2 separate regions of the Mus musculus genome follow, and region 1 is linked to region 2. A link is a loop called in an ENCODE intact Hi-C map of the cell type or tissue named here. Cell type or tissue: heart. All regions are shown on one strand.

What was found. A loop is a pair of places that touch in the nucleus more often than their neighbours do. Peaks named below come from ENCODE experiments on the same cell type or tissue, not always from the same donor. Only the 100,000 strongest peaks of a DNase experiment are listed, where the experiment ranks them.
Region 1: it touches region 2 in a loop (2.0-fold over the local background); 2 of 42 quality-filtered maps call a loop at or near these places.

What each region holds. Positions count from the first base shown.
Region 1 is chr5:147,819,104-147,821,603 of GRCm38, forward strand. No RefSeq gene overlaps it. Among named protein-coding and RNA genes, the nearest start is that of Pomp, 40 kb to the right of the region's middle. In heart, a CTCF peak has its summit at 1,008 (motif pointing left); no DNase peak of the experiment used is centred here.
Region 2 is chr5:147,766,532-147,769,031 of GRCm38, forward strand. No RefSeq gene overlaps it. Among named protein-coding and RNA genes, the nearest start is that of Gm35592, 2.7 kb to the left of the region's middle. In heart, no CTCF peak of the experiment used is centred here; no DNase peak of the experiment used is centred here.

The DNA of each region.
Region 1 (2,500 bases), 53 kb after region 2:
CACAGGCCAGAGCCCAGATGAACATAGAGGAGTATTATCCCTGGTTGTGAAGGGAGATGGAACTCACAGATTCACACTGACAACCAGGGCTGGGCCTGCCAGACTGAGACAAATAACAAATGTGTTAATGAAATGAAATGAATAATAAAATGGAATGAATAGATGAATGTTGCAAGAGCTTTCAGCGCAGTAGCGTTACGGCTGGCCTGCGCAGGTCACAACAGGATGGGGTGGGGAGGGGAGGTGGAAGCAAGGAGAATAACAATCCCAGCCTGGCTTACGGAATTATTTGAATATCCTTGGTAGAAAGGGGGTCTTGACGTAGGAGGAAGCGTGTGTGGTGGGGGGCAGGGTATGACTTGAGATAGAGTTAAAATGGAGACAGACCACCGGGCAGTGGTGGTGCACGCCTTTAATCCCAGCACTTGGGATGCAGAGGCAGATGGATTTCTGAGTTTGAGGCCAGCCTGGTCTACAGAGTGAGTTCCAGGACAGCCAGGGCTACACAGGGAAACCCTGTCTCGAAACCACTCCCCCCCCCCCCGCAAAAAAAAAAAAAAAAAAAAGAAAAGAAAAGAAAGAAAAAAAAAAAGAAAAAGATGGAGACACATTATTCTTAGCTGGCTCTGACGAAGTAAAACCACAGGTGGGGTTGGAAGTAGAAGCTTCTGGAAACTTGACAAATGAGTTTTAGGAAATACACAACCCTTAATGAGAGTTAGAGTAAGGTGCAAGGGGCTCCCCGAAGGGAACTAGCATTAGCACCCCACGAGGAAAAATCAAAGTCGCGGGGCTAGAACTGAGACAGCAGATGGCTCAGGAGGGAACTGGTGTCTCTCCATCTCCTCCAGAACGGCTTCCAGAGCAAGACGGCAGAACATAAGAAGTGGTTTGGATTCCATCGGAAGGGTAGAAATGGGGCTGGAGAGATGGTTCCATGGTTAATCTGCTCTTCCAGAGGACCCAGGATCAACTCTCAGCACCCATACGGCATCTCATGGGCTCAGACGCCCTCTTCTGGCCCCCTCGGGTACTCCATACTCGTGCCACACATACAGGAAAAACACCTGCATACATAAACTAAAAATAAACCTTTTGGAAAGAAAAAGTAGAGTGGAGATAAGAAAAGTTGGTGGGTCAGGAGAACAGTTGGGAGGATGTGTGGCTCAGTACCTCCAGGTTCTTTCTGGAGAGGAGAAATGGTCTTTGCTTCCAGGGATCAAACTCCAAACTACACCCTTAGCATCCCTCTGTTTCCGACAACCAGCTCTCTTCCCCCGAGCCTCAAGACTCACGGAGCTGTACTTAGCTCAGACCTTTGTCTTCAGGATTCAGGGCCTCACTAGCAGAGTCTAGCATAGGTGGAGAAATGGTCGTTCAGAAGGGGATTGAGAGCACTGCTCCTACAGCAGCTGGGAGCCAACGATGTGTAAATGGAGTTCTCTGGTTCTTATACTCATGGTGTGTAGAGAGTGTGGCAGACACAGATGGACACTCACTACACATCGTCTTCTCTCCATCTCTCCTCTGTTGACTAGATCCTGAGTCTTTGGTGTCTGTGTGGAATATCTCCTCCTCCAAGGACTCAGCCCTGAATGGCATAGAAGACAAATAAACTATTATCATACTGAGATGTCAAGGATTGGTCTGTCTTAGTATGGGAAGATTGGAATGGCTCAGTCTACACGTGTCCTGCTGCATGTGTGTTGAGATAGGAAAGGTGGGTCTGAAGAGATGGCTCAGTGGTTAAAAGAACCTGTTGCTCTTGCAGCAGACGCTGGTTAGATTCTCAGCACCCAAATAGTGGCTCACAACAGTCTGTAACCCCACTCCCAGGAGACTGAAAGCTGCCTTCTGACCTTCAAGGATACCAGGCATGCACATGATGCACATACACACACTCAGACAAAAAACTCATACACATAAAATAGTAAAGATTGGAAAGTCTGGTGGCTGGAGAGATGGCTCAGCAGTTAAGAGCACTGACTGCTCTTCCAGAGATCCTGAGTTCAATTCCTAGCACCCACATGGTGGCTAATAACCATCTGTAATGGGATCTGATGCCCTCTTCTGGTGTGTTTGAGGACAGCTACAGTGTACTCACATACATAAAATAAATAAATAAATCTTAAAAAAAAAAGGAAAGTCTAGTCACACACAGCTATGGGGCTCAAAATACTAGAGGAAAATATCTAAAGCTATCAAGGATAGTGTGAGAAGAAAACATAAGATAAAAGATGGAAACTCAGTCCAAGCTGACACAATTCAATACCCAAAGGATACTCCCCCAATTGATGATGCTGAATATCAACCAGAAATTAACATACAAAATGATAAAGCTGAGCCCCTTGTGTGTGTATCTAGTTGTAAGAGCCCAAACTTCAACACTCTTTTCTTTTTTTCTTTTTCTTTTTCTTTCTTTCTTTTTTTTTTTTTTTTTTTTTTTGGTTTTTTTAAAACAGGGTTTTTCTGTATAGCCCTGGCTGTCCTGGAACTCACT
Region 2 (2,500 bases):
TGTAAGCAGCCTCACGCAGACGTCAGAGAGTAAGGAGGAAGCTGGAGAAAGCATACCAGGATCTGGGGTGGGGGTAGGGGTGGAGGAGAGAAGATGAAATTGCTTTGTTCTGAGGAGCAGAGCCACAGGGTGGTGGCTTGGTGAGATGCTTCGTGCCTGAGGATTTCTGGGAAGGATAGGCTAGCTCACCAAGGGGGTAATTATCCCCCAATCTCCTTAACATCGCTTTGGGTGAATCAGTCTTCTGAGACCATGTGATTGGCAGGTCCAGCTAAATTAACTCTTGAAAACAAACAAACTTTGGGGGCTGAAGAGATGGCTCAGCGGTTAAGAGCACTGGCTTCTCTTCCAAATGGCCGGGGGTTCAATTCCCAGCACCCGCATGGCAGCTCACAACTGTCTGTAAGTTCAGCTCCAGGGGATCTGACACCACCCCCACCTCCACACACACACCTACAAGTTGGCAGAACACCAATACATAAAATAAAACCAAATAAATCATTCAAGAACAACCTCTTAAATTACACAGTTTTAATTTATTTTGTGTGAATACCTGTGGGCACATGTGCTTCTGTGTTTGTATACATACAGATGTGGATGTCTGTGTGAATAGGCATGTGTGTGTACGCGTAGTGTAAGTGTGTAAATCAGAGGATAACTTATGGGACTCAGTTTCTCTCTCTCTTTCTCCACCACGCCGGTCCCAGGGAGTGAACTCAGGTTATTGGATCTCAGAGGCCCTAGATTAACTCTATGGAAGGAGCCAATGGGACATAATGCTCTCACCTTGAAACAGAGCTGCATGTCATGTGCCCACCCAGGGCCAGAGATAGACTCCATTCTTTTGGCTAGGAAGAAATCACCTTCTCTTAAAAGGTCTCATTTTAACGGAGCACCAGCAGTCTGGGCTCAGAAAGCTTTGCCATCATACTCAGAGAGCAGGAGATGACGCTCTGAGATAGATGGCTGAGGAAGGCGCACCTTTCGAAAGAGGTAGTTGGCTGCCTGTGATTGGTTGGCCGAGACTCAGTAATTTGTCACGGAAACAAATCCCCAAGAGAGATTTTCAGGGTATGCATTGCCAGGGTGCCTTATTGAGGCTTCCTCGGGCCTGATGATTCAGTTTGATTGAAGTCGTTGGGTGAGGGATGTGCCGCAGGTGTGGTGGGAGCATTCTGGAATCTTCCGGATGAGGTGGTATCTAGGTGGTGTAAGCTGCAAAAGCAGAAGTTTCATAGGAGAAAAAGACATGCCCAGTGAGTGTCTAGAGTGACCATGGGGGCACATGACATTTGTTTGTTTCTGACTCAGGCCCAGGGTATATGTGTATGTGTCTATATGAGAGGTGGAGGGGAGCAGTTCTTTTGAAGGCAGGCAGAGGTAGTGGGCAGGAATGCTTTACCAATTGTATGGTGGAGTCTCTATGGGGTCAGGGAGAAAGCTGGAGGGAGGTGGGGTTGGGTCCTTCTGAAGATGTATAGTAGCATGGGGGTTCAATTTCGGGTTTCCTCAGAAATCTGGGCTTTTTTTTTTTCCGGACAGCGACTGAAAGATTAGACCTGAGTTAATCTTGTAATCTTGTCTGGTACGCCTCCAGCATTATCCAGGAGATGTCGGACTTGATTTCCCAGGAGACATCATGTGGCCTTCCTCCAGGCAGACTGGATTTCCTGCAAGCATCACACAGCATCCTCTGTCACGAAGTCCCTCATTCCTGCCCTTAGGACAGTCTGAGCTCCACGCAGGTTTCTGGAAGCTTCCTGCTCAGGGTATCTTTGCTTTATGGGTCTCTCTCTCTCTGAGATTTGATTTTTACATCTGTAGCGTCCCATTGCCACCGTCCTAGTTATAATCTGGGAAACAGAATCCTTAACAGGGTTTGTTTCCCTTTAGATGTCAGAACATACTACTTCCCTCCCTCCCTTTTCTTTTTAGAAAAGTATTTTATTTCTTATGTGTGCAGGTATGTGAGAGGTGTGTGTGTAGGGGTGTGTGTGTGTTTGTGTGTATTCTTGGCACAGAGGAGGGCACAGCTTGCCTTGCTGTGTGACTCTCTGCCTCATTCCCTTGAGACTGGTCTCTCACCAAACTAGAACCTGCCCTTCTCCAGCAAGGCTGGCCAGCCAAGGAGCCCCAGAGATCCTCCTGTCTCTCTCTGCTCCTCTCTCTGGCCTTTCTGTGGGTTTTGGAGAGCCAGGCTCAGGTCCCCATGCTTGTACTCTTCCTCACCAAGGCATCTCTGTCCCCCTCCCCTTTCCCATGTTGGAGACTGAATCTAGGATCCCAGGCCTAATGGGTATTTTCTGTGCTTCTGAGCTACGGTCCCAGACTTTGAGAGTACTGCCTTTGAGTATTTGAACCTCTCTCCGGAAACACAGGAGAAGTCTACAACTGGGGCTGGAAGGATGGCTCAGTGGTTAAGGGTACATATTGCTCTTGCAGGGGACTGGAGTTGGGTTCCCAGCACCAACATTGGGTGGGTAGAAACCACCTGTGAGTC